3 separate regions of the Homo sapiens genome follow, and regions 2 and 3 are each linked to region 1. A link is a loop called in an ENCODE intact Hi-C map of the cell type or tissue named here. Cell type or tissue: dorsolateral prefrontal cortex. All regions are shown on one strand. Region 1 overlaps VPS35L (VPS35 endosomal protein sorting factor like). Region 2 overlaps GPRC5B (G protein-coupled receptor class C group 5 member B). Region 3 overlaps IQCK (IQ motif containing K).

Region 1 (5,000 bases):
CATTTTTGTTAAATAGCCATCAAAATGTCTGAAGGAACACAGCACACACACACACACACACACACACACACTCAGCTTAAAGGCTTCTGATTAACATCAGCTCCATAGAATCGTTTGGGAAATGAAGATATTTAAAGAGCTATGAAAAAATCTGTAAAACAAGAAGACTTCAAAGGGAGTAAGAGAGGAAGAAAAGGAGTGGAGAGAGAATGTGTGTGCACAACAGGAGACGGGGTGGAAGGGATGAGGGAGAGCAGGAAGGATGGGAGGTGGAGGGGAAGACGGAGAGGGAGTGAAAGTTCTTTCTAAAACTGCCAAGGTATTGACCGTGAGAAAAAGCCTCAAGGTCAAAACAATCAAAACACTGACCTGACAAATGAAATTTTAAACTACCCGACAAGATCAAATGTTTTCATGGTCCAAATGGACTTCCACTCCAAAACGACTTCCAGTGATGCAAAGAGAACACTGTAGGGGTGAACAGCATCCTGAATTAAAACAGGAACACCGGCCAGCACACCAGAGGGGCAAATGCAACAGCAAATGCTCACTTTCCTGGGAAGAAAGGCCTATGTTTAATGAGAAGAGTATGTGTCTGAAGATGGATGGTGGAGTTTTGCCATCTCTTCCTTCTTCAAAGGAGAGGGAAAAAAAACATGTCACAGAAAGACACTCCTTGTAAAGCTTTCTGAGTCAAGTTAGCTCTGCTCTGGAAGCTTCTTTGCCTGGCTGTCTCCTGAACCCCAAACTCAAACCCCTTCCACATTTATTAAGCCCCAACTGTGAACAGGGTACTGTCATGGGCAGGTAGACAAACAGATGAAAAAAAAGTGAGAGAAAGCGTTGACAACATAAACTGTGGCAATGAGACCAACATAATCATACTAATTAACAACTATTTTTTTTTCTGGTTTTTTTTTTTTTTTTTCCAGACAGGGTCTTGCTCTGTCGCACAGGCTGAAGTGCAACGGTGTGATCTCGACTCACTGCAGCCTCTGCCTCCTGGGCTCCAGCCATCCTCCTACCTCAGCCTCCCCAGTAACTGGGACTACAGGAGTGCACCATCATCCCTGGCTAATTTTTGTATTTTTTGTAGAGATGGGGTTTCACCGTGTTGCCCAAGCTGGTCCCAAACTCCTGAGCTCAAGCGATCTGCCTGACTCGGCCTCCTAAAGTTCTGGGATTACAGGCGTGAGCCACCGCATTGGGCCAACACTTATTTTCTAAGCCTGTTACGTATTTTGGTCTATGAATCCACTTATCTCAATTGTTTTGGGGAGAGACATTAAATATGGGGCTTGAGGAAAAGCCACCTGATGTCCGTTCTGATAGAGAAACCTTCCAGAAAGGGTCAGAGCCTGCAGGGTCTTCTATCTTGTGACCACTAGTAAGACATGGCCCAACCAGGTACGGTAGCTCACGCCTGTAATCTCAGCACTTTGGGAGGCCAGTGGGTCGATCACTTGAGGTCAGGAGTTTGAGACCAGCCTGGCCAATATGGTGAAACCCTGTCTGTACTAAAAATACAAAAATTAGCTGGGCATGGTGGCACATGCCTGTAATTCCAGCTACTCGGGAGGCTGAGGCAGGAGAATCACTTGAACCCGTCGGTCAGAGGTTGCAGTGAGCCGAGCCTGGGCAACAGAGCAATGCTCTGTCTCAAAAAAAAAGAAAGAAAGAAAGAAAGGAAGAAAGGAAGAAAGGAAGAAAGGAAGAAAGGAAGAAAGGAAGAAAGAAAGAAAGAAAGAAAGAAAGAAAGAAAGAAAGAAAGAAAGAAAGAAAGAAAGAAAAACATGGCCCTACTTATGGAACCCACAGGATCTCCTAGGCCCTATCTTTAAGCAGTTCATTTCCTTAGTCCTCCGGCAGTCCCACAGTGAAGTAAGTATATCATGAAACAAGGTTCTCAGTGGGAATGCAAATTCTGCTCAGAGCAACTTGAAAGACCATTTTTTTCTATTTATGTGTTTGTTACTGACTGGCCCAGAGAATGTGCCTATTATTATGCCTCATTAAAAAGAGAGCAGCTTTGTCCCCAGAACTTGGCTCCTCTCACCCACCCCGCCCAGTTTCCACTCTAAAGGACGGAGCTAAAATAAACAGTTATTTAAAGGTTGGGGCATGCAGGGTTCCAAAGCAGATTTTTAGTTCTATCCTCAGAAGACTTGCCCCATATAGAAAATATTGTCTGGAGACTTCTCAATCTTATCTTAAGTAATTAGAAATCAAATCCTACCCCATGTGACAGCAGTTTATCCTTATAGTTTAAAGTTCAGAATAATCATGTCAACTTCATGTAACACTTTGTTTTGTAGCTATTAAGAGCTATGGAAGCTCATTTAAGATATAACGGATTTTTTTTTAAAGACCTACAGAAAAAGGAGAACTCAGATTCCCAGTAGTAAAGAATATTGTCCCCTCTTTGAGTAATACCCCACAAGCACAGGCAACCAAAGCAAAAATGGACAAATGGGATCACATCAACTTAAAAAGCTCCGCACAGCAAAGGAAACAATCAACAAAGTGAAACGAGAACCCACAGAATGGGAGAAAATATTTGCAAACTACCCATCTGATAAAGGATTAATAACCAGAACATAAGGAGCTCAAACAACTCTATAGGAAAAAAAATCTAATAATCAGATTTTAAAAATGGGCAAAAGATTTCAATAGATGTTTCTCAAAAAAAAAAATACAAATGGCAAACAAGCATATGAAAAGGTGCTCAACATCATTGATCAGAGAAATGCAAATGAAAACTATAATGAGATATCATCGAACCCCAGTTAAAATGGCTTTTATCCAAAAGACAGGCAACGACAAATGCTGGTGAGAATGTGGAGAAAAGGGGAACCCTCACACACTGCTGGTGCAAATGTTAAATTAGTACAACTACTACGGAGAACAATTCGGAGGTTTCTGAAAAAGCTAAAAATAGAGCTACCATAGGATCCAGCAATCCCACCACTGGATTTACCCCCAAAAGAAAGGAAATCAGTATATCGAAGAGATATCTGCACTCCTGTTTGTTTTAGCACTGTTCACAATAGCCAAGATTTGGAAGCAATCTAAGTGTCCGTCAACAGACAAACGGATAAAGAAAATGTGGTACATATACACAATGGAGTACTATGCAGCCATAAAAAAGGAGATTCTGTCATTTGCAACAACATGGGTGAAACTGGAGGGCATTATGTTAAGTGAATTAAGCCAGGCACAGGAAGGCAAACTTTGCATGTTCTCACTTATTTGTGGGAGCTAAAAACAAAAACAATTGAACCCATGGAGACAGAGAGTAGAAGGATAGTTACCAGAGGCTGGGAAGGGTAATGGTGGGGCATGGTGGGGAGTGGGAATGGTTACTGCGTACAAAATAAAAATAGAAAGAATGAATAAGACCTAGTATTTGATAGCACAACACAGTGACTCTAGTCAATAATTTAATTGTACATTTAAAAATAACTGAAAGAATATAACTGAATTGTTTGTAGCACACAGGATAAATGCTTGAGGGGATGGATACACCATTCTCTAGGATGTAATTATTATACACTGCCTGCCTGAATCAAAACATCTCATGTACCTTGTAAATATATACACTTACTAAGTACCCACAAAAATTTTTTTAGAAAAGGAAAAAATATATATTGTCCTGGTTCCACTAGAGGAAGGGGAAAAGCAGCAAGTACACGGACTAGGCTTCCTTCATCCAAGTCCTCTGGGGTTCATGGGACATTCATGTTTTTTTGTTTTTTTTTTTTTTTAGATGAACTCTTGCTCTGTTGCCCAGGCTGGAATGCGGTGATGTGATCTCAGCTCACTGCAGCCTCCGCCTCCCGGGTTCAAGCGATTCTCCTGCCTCAGCCTCCCGAGTAGCTAAGACTACAGGCACATGCCACCGTGCCAGGCTAATTTTTGTATTTTTAGTAGAGATGGGGTTTCACCATGTTGGGCAAGCTGGTCTTAACTCCTGGCCTCAGGTGATCCGGTTGCCTTGGCTTCCCAAAGTGCTGGGATTACAGGCGTGAGCCACCGTTCCCTGCTGGGACATCCATGTTTCTTTTCCATATACCTTTTTTTTTTTTCTGCTTATATTTCCAGTATCTCAGAACAATCACTGCATATCCCATCTTAAAGGCAAAACCCAAACCAGAAAAACCCCACTCAGGTCTTGCTGACCCAACACTACAGTCACTGTATTTGAGACCCCTTTTTCTTGAAAAAGGGACTTCACTTTTTTGAGCAGCATTCTATGGTTCTTTCCACACAGCAATTGACGCATCTCACGGCACTGCTCTCTGCTGGGCAGAGAGCAAACACAGACAGCCACCATCCCCATATTCGTAGTAAGAGAAACTCCAGAAACGCAGCCACCGTCCCCGTATTCATAGTAAGAAAAATTGCATAAACATAGCCACTGCCCCCATATTTGTAAGAGCACTGTAGTACTCTTGGACTGCTCTATTGTAAGAATTGTTGGGGTCCTTGCTAAAAATATGGGGACAGACTACCTCATTATTTTGTATATATGACGAGTAAATGCCAGGGATGCTCACTGGCAAAATATCACATTTGACATTTTCCATCTGAAGTTTCAGGCTCTCCTGTTCTCAACCTGAGTAGTTTCAAAAGGTCTGTGGACCACTGAAAGAACACGGTATTCGGGAAACTTCCGCAAGGACAGGAAGAAATCAAACACTCAGAACACAAAGCCATTAAAACCCCACAGATGGACTCCAAAATATATGTCACAAGCAAATAGCTGCGGGAAAGGGTGAGATGCAGACAGAAGCTGAAAATAAGGGCTTAGCTGAAGATGCTAGGTAAACTGTATGTTTTGATTATTCATGCTGCCTAGCTACTATAAATGATTGGGTCAATCATTCCTGTTGGATGAAGATATCTTTATATCAACTCTAAGATCATTTGAAGAAAAAGTGAAAACAGCTTAAAGTTCCAAAATGTAAAAAAAAAAAAAAAAAAAAAAAAAAAAGAAATTA
Region 2 (5,000 bases), 200 kb before region 1:
ACAGAGCAAGAAAGAAAAGTGTTCTTTCCTCTATTAGGGGCTTTGGGCTGTCAGATCTCATTAGGGCCAAGGCCTATTTAAAACAACTTTTTGCTTCTTGCTAGAAGGCCCCGAGTTGGCTTTGGGGGCAAGGCCAGCCTGGCATCACATGCAGGGTCTATGCAAGAAAAGGCTGGCATCCAGCCATTTGAGCTTTGATTCCTAAGGGGACCTCTTGTCTTAGGAGAGGTCCTAAGCAAGGTGGGTGAGCCTGGCTTGCCTTTGTCTCTGGCCCAGGTGTGGGTAGGGTGTTAGTTGGGCTTCTTGAAGTAAGTTGCAAGTAATAAAAAATCCAATGTGAGTAGGCTAAAGCAGCTGTCCCCAAACTTTTTGGCACCACGGACAATCTTTCCATGGATCAAGGTTGCGGGGGGGTTGGGGGGCGGTTTCAGGATGAAACTGTTCCACCTTAGATTGTCAAGCATTAGATTCTCATAAGAAGCGTGCAACCTAGATCCCTCACATCCACAATTCACAGTAGGGTTTGAGGTCCTATAAGAATCGAATGCCAGCTGGGCACAGTGACTCATGCCTGTAATCCCAGCACTTTGGGAGGCCGAGGTGGGTGGATCACTTGGTCAGGAGTTTGACACCAGCTTGGCCAACATGGTGAAACCCTGTCTCTACTAAAAACACAAAAATTAGCTGGGCATGGTGGCACGTGCTTGTGGTCCTAGCTACTTTACTCAGGAGGCTGAGGCAGGAGAATCGCTGGAATCTGGCAGGTGGAGGTTGCAGTGAGCCGAGATTGCACCACTGCACTCCAGCCTGGGCGACAGAGCGAGACTCTTGTCTCAAAAAAAAAAAAAAAAAAAAAAAGAACACAGATTCCTTGCCTGGGTCCCAATGCTGACTGTGCCCCTTACCAGCTGTGTGACCTTGGGCCCCAAGCAAAGTGCCCCAAGCAAAGTGGACATAATGAAAGTACATATAGTCAGCCTGGGCAACAAAGTGAGACCCCGTCTCTAAAAAAAAATATTAAAAAATTAGCCACGCATGGTGGCATGTGTCTGTAGTCCCAGCTACTCTGGAGGTTGAGGCAGGAGGACCACTTGAGCCTGGGAGTTCAAGGCTGCAGTGAGCTATGATCGTGCCACTGCATTCTAGCCTGGACAACAGCAATAACTTGTCAAAAAAAAAAAAAGTAGCTATCGTGCGATGAAAATTAAATGAGTTGAAAAGAAAGAAAGAAAATTAAATGAGTTAATGGTTAATATATATAAAGTACTTTGCACAGTGCCTGGCTCCTGGTTGGCGCTCTGTGAAGCTTAACTGTATAACTAAGGTGATTTTGGTCCCTGCCCCAAGTAATTTGCAAAACAAACAAACAAAAGCAAAAACAAGCTCTCTTGTTGCTTTTTAGCCAGAAAAGTGGCTCCCTTCAGGGAAGACTTTTTGTGTGTGAGACACAATTTCACCAGGCTGGAGTGCAGTGGTGCAATCTTGGCTCACTGCAACCTTAACCTCCCGGGTTCAAGCGATTCTTGTGCTGCAGCCTCCCGAGTAGCTGGGATTACAGGTGTGCACCACCATACCCGGCTAATTTTTGTATTATTAGTAGAGGGGGTTTTGCCATGTTGGCCAGGCTGGTCTCGAACTCCTGACCTCAAGTGATCCACCCGCCTTGGCCTCCCAAAATGCTAGGATTAGGGATTACAGGCTTGAGCCACTGCGCCCGGCTTCTACCCTTTTTTTTTGTTTGTTAGATTCCTCCATGTCTTTTCATGTTAGCTTTTCTTTAACAAAAAGGAAGTTCAAATCTCTAAAAGTTCAGTAAATAAGAAACACCGGTTTTACCCATCTTTCAGAGGGAAAAAGTGCCGACATGCCATCTTGGCTTTAGGTCTCCCTTTTATTCTTGTTTGGAATAACCCTACACATGTGGTTAGAGTCCCCCTGTTCTCATCCCTGGTCACTTTCCAGTGAAGACTCTTAGCAGCTTCCTCCTCAGTGTGTGTCCAGAAACAGCAAGCAGTTTTGAGTAGTGTGATGCTGAACTTTACATGAATGGCTTTCTGTAGTGAGAAGGCGCCTGTCACCCGCGGCCTGCAGAGGCTGCGTGGCTTGGAGGGGGAACCAGAGGCCCAACCATGGGCCTCCTTCCCCTGGTCTCTACAGCAGCTTTTCCCAAACCCACTGAGATGGGTCAGGCTCCTAGAGAGCCTGAGAACAAAGCCCCTTTGTGACTTTTGTTTTGAATCAGGCTTGTGACAAAGGGGAGGAGCCACTGGGTTGGGTGGATGGGGGTGCCCGGAGCGCGCTGTTGTTGCAGGGGAAGAAAACAAAATTGTGTCTTTTTTTTGGCAATGTTGTCTTGCCAATCCCTCCCTCCCCCAGCTCTCCGAACAGCAGGATTTCCCAACGGCAGCTTGGGAAAAAGACCCAGTGGCAGCTTGGGGAAAAGACCCAGCGCTCCGTTTAGAAGCAACGTGTATCAGCCAACTGAGATGGCCGTCGTGCTCAACGGTGGGACCGTAAGTATCAAGATGTGATGTGGGGGTAGGAAGCCTAGGAGTCTACGGTGTCGGGGAGCAGCTTCAACAGGGACATACTCCTCCATGGAGGCTGCCCATGTGGCCTGCAAGGACCGCCACAGCTCAAACGCATGCAATGCTTTTATTTTTCTTCTTTCCCTTTCTACCCCTTTTCTCCACACACAGAATACCCACCTCTATTTAGAAAACCATCTGTAGATTCGTTTGAAAGAGTTTGTAATCCTTGAGGCTGTTGGACCCAGTGAATTATTTGGCTTTCACTCTGTCCCTGGGAGGTGACTTTTGGAAAAAGCCCAGAATGATGGAGCGCCCCTAGCAGATTTTGCTGACATCCAGCCTAGTTTAAGGTCCCCGGTCACCCCTCTGTTGACTCCTCCCCAGCTGGGTACCAGGTTCTCCCATTCCCTAAGAGATGTCTTAAGAAATTGAAGCAGTTACTGTTTCTCTCCCTCAAACACAGAAGCAGGTTTACTACTATCTGATGCCAAACAGACCTTCAGCAGAATTGTCATTGTTTACGTTTGCCTCCTTGGAATGACACCATTTTGTTTCTCCAGCAATCCAAAGATGCACTCTCATCTCCACATTTAATTTCCAAACATAGCTACATGCTTCTTTCAGAAACAAGGTCTGAGCCAGTTTACATGTGTAAATTGGGTTTCCATTCTTTATATCATGTTCCAACTCCATAACTCAACCTGAGCATTCTTCTTTTTTTTTTTTTTTTTATGTAAATCAGGGATGGTCTTTGATCTCTAGAGGGAATTTAGGTTTTCCTGGCCTTTTGAATGGTATGCTAGGCATTGGTTTGCATTGGTTTGGAACAGGCTCAAAGACAGAATCACAGATTTGCATTCTTAAAACCCCCTGCCAACGACTGGGCTGTTTTATTGTCCCGAGCCAAGAAAAGCCTGATTCACAAGCATTCGGCCTGTGTGTTATAATAAATATGCTTAGAAAAGCCCCCATCCGTCACTCTTAAGCCCTCCTGGTTCCTTCAAGGCCAGTGTGTGAAAAAATAGTCAAGACTGAAAGTGAATGAGTTGAACTTACATTCCTTACGGGTGGATGGTTATAGAAAAGGGAGCTGGGCTTCCCAAGAACCACAGCAGCATGACTCACAGTCATTGCTGCCTCTCCTGGGAATTATTCGACCCATCTAGGTAAAAGCAAGGTAACTTATTTTTGCCGCGTTGTTTACGCATCGGTTTCTAGTGTTGACTTTGCAAAGCACAGAGTTCTCAGTGTGTTATCCTTATGTGTTATTCCAGATCCCAACTGCTCCGCCAAGTCACACAGGAAGACACCTTTGGTGAAAGACTTTAAGTTCCAGAGAATCAGAATTTCTCTTACCGATTTGCCTCCCTGGCTGTGTCTTTCTTGAGGGAGAAATCGGTAACAGTTGCCGAACCAGGCCGCCTCACAGCCAGGAAATTTGGAAATCCTAGCCAAGGGGATTTCGTGTAAATGTGAACACTGACGAACTGAAAAGCTAACACCGACTGCCCGCCCCTCCCCTGCCACACACACAGACACGTAATACCAGACCAACCTCAATCCCCGCAAACTAAAGCAAAGCTAATTGCAAATAGTATTAGGCTCACTGGAAAATGTGGCTGGGAAGACTGTTTCATCCTCTGGGGGTAGAACAGAACCAAATTCACAGCTGGTGGGCCAGACTGGTGTTGGTTGGAGGTGGGGGGCTCCCACTCTTATCACCTCTCCCCAGCAAGTGCTGGACCCCAGGTAGCCTCTTGGAGATGACCGTTGCGTTGAGGACAAATGGGGACTTTGCCACCGGCTTGCCTGGTGGTTTGCACATTTCAGGGGGGTCAGGAGAGTTAAGGAGGTTGTGGGTGGGATTCCAAGGTGAGGCCCAACTGAATCGTGGGGTGAGCTTTATAGCCAGTAGAGGTGGAGGGACCCTGGCATGTGCCAAAGAAGAGGCCCTCTGGGTGATGAAGTGACCATCACATTTGGAAAGTGATCAACCACTGTTCCTTCTATGGGGCTCTTGCTCTAGTGTCTATGGTGAGAACACAGGCCCCGCCCCTTCCCTTGTAGAGCCATAGAAATATTCTGGCTTGGGGCAGCAGTCCCTTCTTCCCTTGATCATCTCGCCCTGTTCCTACACTTACGGGTGTATCTCCAAATCCTCTCCCAATTTTATTCCCTTATTCATTTCAAGAGCTCCAATGGGGTCTCCAGCTGAAAGCCCCTCCGGGAGGCAGGTTGGAAGGCAGGCACCACGGCAGGTTTTCCGCGATGATGTCACCTAGCAGGGCTTCAGGGGTTCCCACTAGGATGCAGAGATGACCTCTCGCTGCCTCACAAGCAGTGACACCTCGGGTCCTTTCCGTTGCTATGGTGAAAATTCCTGGATGGAATGGATCACATGAGGGTTTCTTGTTGCTTTTGGAGGGTGTGGGGGATATTTTGTTTTGGTTTTTCTGCAGGTTCCATGAA
Region 3 (5,000 bases), 79 kb before region 1:
GCATTATCTTAAGTGAAACAAGCCAGACACAGAAAGTCAAATATCGCATGTTCTTACTCATAAGTGGGTGCTAAAACCTGTCTATACACAGATGGATAGAGTGGAATGACAGACAGTGAAGACTCGGAAGGGTGAAGGGGTGGGAGGAGGGTGATGATGACAAACTACTTATTGGGTACAATGTGTGTTATTTGGGTGATACCCTAAAGCTCTGACTTTGCCACTGTGCAATCTATGCATGTAATGAAATTGTATTTAAACCCCACACATTTACTTAAAAAAAAAAAAAAGGAATCTATTTCCTAACTCTTCGGATCTGGGCTGGCCTTGTGACTTGCTTTGGCCAATCTAACGTGTGAAAGTGACACTATGTCAGTTCCAAGCCTCAGGCTCAAGAGGCCTTGACGTGTCTAATTGAATTGAAGCAACCCTGCCTGGCTGCCCTATGAACAACCTAGGGTTAATCTGATAGAGGATGAGAGACCACATGGAACAGCTCATCCCAGCTGAGGCCATCCTAGACCAGCCAGCATCTAGCCTATCCAGTAGCTGCCAAAGACACATGAATGAACCCAGCCAAGGCCAGAAGAAACTCCCAGCTAAATCTAGCCCAAGTTGCTAACTTGCAAAAAAGTGAGCTAAATAAATGGTTATGATTTTTTGCTGGCAGAGATAGGGGTCTTGCTATGTTGCCCAAGCTGGTCTTGAACTCCTGAGCTCAATGATCCTTCTGCCTTGGCCTCTTAAATTGCTGGGATTACAGCCATGAGCCACGATGCCTGACCAATGCTTGTAATTTTAAGCCACTAACTTTTGAGGTAGTTTATTATATGGCAAAAAAGTTAACTGATAAAGTACATAATAATCGAAATGCAATTTATGGCCAAATGATAATGTTCCCCCTATCTGGCAGTTAGTCAAGACTGCTACCACAGCCATCTGGCATAAAGCCATGCCCCTCAAAGCCGGCGGACAAAGCTTCAGACCAGAGGAGGAAAATCCTGCCACAAAGCCACTGCCCTTCACTTTGTTAAAGAACCATTGGGTCACCCTCAGGTCAGAGCCTGCTGACTTTCTTTTTAAAGCCTTGTCCTTTGAGGATCACTTTGATTTTTAGAAACAAAAGCAACTCGTAGCCAAGTTTGGGAAATGAAGTGATCAATGCTCTTTTGTTAAAAATAAAAAAGAAACTTGACTATAAAGTTATAATAAGATTTTCTTGCATGGCTTACAAACTAGATCTGACGGCAATTCTAAGAGTCACAATGGGAAATGTTTTCAGCACCCACAGCCTTATCACCATGAGACACAGTAGGAATGAATGTCAGGTTGGGGATGGTTAATGGCAACAACTAAGACCTACTATTTGATAGCAAAACAGGGTAACTACAGTCAATAAAAACTTAAGTGTACATTTTAAAATAAGTAAAAAAGTCTATGTAATTGGATTGTTTGTAACACAGTTACTTAGGGGATGGAAACCCCATTCTCCATGATATTTCGCATTGCATGCCTGAAGCAAAACATCTCATGCACCCAATAAATATATATATCTACGACGTACCCACAAAAATTAAAAGAAAAAAAAAAAGAAATGAAGCTAGACTCTTTTTTTTTTTTTTTTTTTTGAGACATAGTCTCACTCTGTCCCCCAAGCTGGATCTCTGCTCACTGCAACCCTGCCTCCTGGGTTCAAGTGATTCTCATGCCTCAGCCTCCCGAGCAGCTGGGATTACAGGCACATGCCACCAGGCCTAGCTAATTCTTAGTATTTTTAGTAGAGAACTTGGTGGAAGTCATGTTCCAGGTCTTGGCTTTGCACTTTTGCTTTTACCCTCTTGGAAAGCTGCTGGAGACCACCACGCTGTAAAGGAGCTGGGCTGGCCCACTGGAGGATGAGAGGCCACATGAAGGAGAACCGAAGTGCCCCAGCTAGCAGGCAGCACCAGGGCCCCAGACACATGAGTGAGATAGAATTGGACCTTCCAACCCAGCCCAGTTACCAGCTGAACGCAGTCACATGAGTGACCCCAGGAGAGAGCACCAGAACTGCCCAGTCGGCCCAGAGTCATGAAAAATAATAAATCGTTATTTTAAGCCATGAAGTTTTCAGGTAGTTTACTGTACAACACAGCAATCAGGTAACTGATAAATAGGTTATATTATATCATCTAAGCATTTCATTTCAGGATAGCAAGAAGCACACTATACAATGCTATGACAAGGGAGCACTGGGCCCAGTAGGGTTGAGTCACGGCTCTAATTACTTCCAACTGCTTTTAAAATAAAACCCACTTTGTTTACTGGCCCATGTGATGTTACGGCCGCTGCGGGGCTGACCCTGTCAAACTCACCTCCTCTCTCTTTTGCTCACTCTGCCCCAAACATACTGGCCTCCTTTTTGTCCCTGGAATAGGTCACAGAATTTGGCAGTACTGGGTCATTAGTAAACTTGAGTTGTACCAGACATAGTGAGCATTTAAATGCCAGAGTGCCACATTAAAGAAAGAATGAATGGTAAAAAGATGTAGGTGAGGTGATTCACTGAGTGTGTCAGTGAAAAGGAAAGAGAGAAAGAAAATAACCTAGACGATGCAGCAGGGTCAAATATGAGGACTTGAAAATGTTACTTATCATTAACTTTTATTTTTCCTGATTACAAAGGTAACTCGTGCTTCTTTTGAAATTTTTTAATATACCCAAAATATTGGAATATTAAATATAGGAGAGCAAAGGGTCAAAACTTTCATCTCTTTCCCATCTTCCATGTGATTCTTCACTTATTGGCCAACGAATTTAGATACTATTATCTGCATTCTGTTACCTTTGGCTTGTTGTATACATGGCTGCATAAATCGCTATACACACAGGAAATGTCTGTACAGTATCTATTGTTGGCCACAGATGTACTTCCACCAGCTATTTGTACAAAGCAATCATTTTCCGTTATTTACCTTTCACAGAGTATATTTGTTTAACACAATATAAAATACTGCTAGCACCCAGCTAATTTCACAGCAAAACTAGAAGGCCATTGGCTTTATTTGTAGATTGTCACTCTAATGCCATACAGATGCCACTTAAAAAATCTCAATTACTTTTTTTACATGATTGAAAATGACCCTTTGAGAAAGGGTTAAATAAATCTATTTCACTTGTTAAATTCGTATCATGAAATGTGGAGGTCTTGATCTAACTCTCAGGCTGAGATAATTCATGGAAATCATGTGCTTAAGGTTTATTCTCCCAATTGTAATCTCCACCAAAAATTAAGGATTAGGGAAATACCTGCCTATTAAATATGCTGAATTTTACATTGAGCATTTAAAATAGAGTTAAATATCTAAGATGGGCCAGGTGCACTGGCTTATCCCTGTAATCCCAGGACTTTGGGAAACCAAGGCAGGAGGACCACTTGAGCTCAGGAGTTTGAGACCAGCCTGGGCAACACAGTGAGACCCCATCTCTAAAAATAAAAATGAAAATAATTTTTAAAATGAAAAAATATACTATTTGTGTGCTTAGAGAAAAGAAGAAAAAATAATCTAAGCAGGAACAACTGTTTGTTTAGAAACTATATTAAATTCATAGTATTTAAAATGATATATATAAAAGAATCACAAGATGAGTGACTCAAAATCAAAATAATCAAGCTTGCATAGCTTTTGGGGAACAGGCCTGGGTTGAAAGGGTCTGCCTGATTCCAGAGGCTGGAATCATGGAATTGCTGAACCATGTACCACACAATGCCTGAATTCATGTGTGCAGACACACCTACACCTATACACACACCCACACACACCACACACCACACAATAGATGTGTGTGTAATTGGCCAAATGCTCTATGGCATAGTAATTAGGTGCCAGCTCTTGCTGTTTCTCTGTCTGCTCTGTTCCCCCTGGTCTTCCTTGGAGTTTCATGGTACTGGCAGGACAACCTAAATAAAAGGCTTGCTAACTTCTCACTCCTTTTCTCCACAGCCTCCAGACCCATCTTTCATGTCAGAATCTGACCTCTGCTTTCAGCAAGCTGTGTGACTGACCATCAGAGTGGAGCAGTGGTCAAACTCTTAGACTCTGGAACAATTCTTGGTTTGAGTCTTGGCTCTGCCACTTTCTAGCTGTGAACTTAAGCTTCTTGGTTAGCCCTGGTGCTGTACAGCCCTGATCCATAAGATGATGATAATAGCATCCACCTCCAAAGATTGTTGGGAGGATTAAATGAGTGACTGCAGGTAAAGTGCTTAGAATGACATCTGGCACAAAGCAAGGCTCAAAAAGTGCTGACAACTACTATTCTTGAATCCTAGCCTCTTGCTCTACTCTCTGGCTCTCCATTGTCTGTGAATGAGGCTCCTTCAATTTGAGGGGATTTGCTCCTTGCCCAGCTCCAGCTCCAGGGAGCCTAGCAGACTTAGGCGGTCTCCCCATTGTTTACCTCCCTCCAGAGGCAGTAGATCCAGTCACTGCAGGTATAGTTAATAAATTACCTCCTGTGTGTAATAACTACAACAAACTGAATAAAGGTCACAGACCTCCAGAGTGCTCATGTAGCTTAATTATGATCTTAAAAGTAGGCCCTGACTTTTATTTATTTATTTATTTATTTGAGACAGAATCTCACTCTGCCACCCAGGCTGGAGGGCAGTGGCGTGATCTCAGCTCACTGCAACCTTTGCAACCTGGGTTCAAGCGATTCTCCTGCCTCAGCCTCCCGAGTAGCTGGAATTACAGGCACGTGCCACCATGCCCAACTAATTTTTTTGTATTCTTAGTAGAGACAGGGTTTTGCCATGTTGGCCAGGGTGGCCTTGAACTCCTGACCTCAAGTGATCTACCCGCCTCGGCCTCCCAAAGTGCTGGGATTATAGGCATGAGCCACTGCATCTGGCCAGCCCCATCTTTTGAGAATCCATATTCATTCATTTATCCAATAAATACTCATTGAGTTCCTACTATGTTCCAGGCACTATGGGGGCCATGTCATAGAAAGAAAAA

Evidence for each region. Peaks named below come from ENCODE experiments on the same cell type or tissue, not always from the same donor. Only the 100,000 strongest peaks of a DNase experiment are listed, where the experiment ranks them.
Region 2: a loop joins it to region 1, with 8 times the contacts of the local background. A loop is called at or near these places in 3 of 110 quality-filtered maps.
Region 3: a loop joins it to region 1, with 2.4 times the contacts of the local background. A loop is called at or near these places in 2 of 110 quality-filtered maps.

The regions. Positions count from the first base shown.
Region 1 is chr16:19,663,663-19,668,662 of GRCh38, reverse strand. The region is part of intron 26 of VPS35L (VPS35 endosomal protein sorting factor like); the gene reads right to left. Among named protein-coding and RNA genes, the nearest start is that of KNOP1, 52 kb to the left of the region's middle. In dorsolateral prefrontal cortex, a CTCF peak has its summit at 2,122; a DNase peak (open chromatin) is centred at 2,052; H3K4me3 peaks cover 1,201 bases; H3K27ac peaks cover 5,000 bases.
Region 2 is chr16:19,859,350-19,864,349 of GRCh38, reverse strand. It overlaps GPRC5B (G protein-coupled receptor class C group 5 member B), which reads left to right. Exons shown (of 4, transcript NM_016235.3): 3 at 2,377-2,513; 4 at 3,806-5,000. The coding sequence ends at 3,850. Among named protein-coding and RNA genes, the nearest start is that of GPRC5B, 23 kb to the left of the region's middle. RefSeq lists enhancers at 1,949-2,529, 3,110-3,691, 4,965-5,000. In dorsolateral prefrontal cortex, no CTCF peak of the experiment used is centred here; DNase peaks (open chromatin) are centred at 2,219 and 4,584; H3K4me3 peaks cover 4,832 bases; H3K27ac peaks cover 5,000 bases.
Region 3 is chr16:19,742,782-19,747,781 of GRCh38, reverse strand. All of the region lies in intron 4 of IQCK (IQ motif containing K), which reads right to left. Among named protein-coding and RNA genes, the nearest start is that of IQCK-AS1, 21 kb to the left of the region's middle. In dorsolateral prefrontal cortex, no CTCF peak of the experiment used is centred here; a DNase peak (open chromatin) is centred at 2,321; H3K27ac peaks cover 4,288 bases.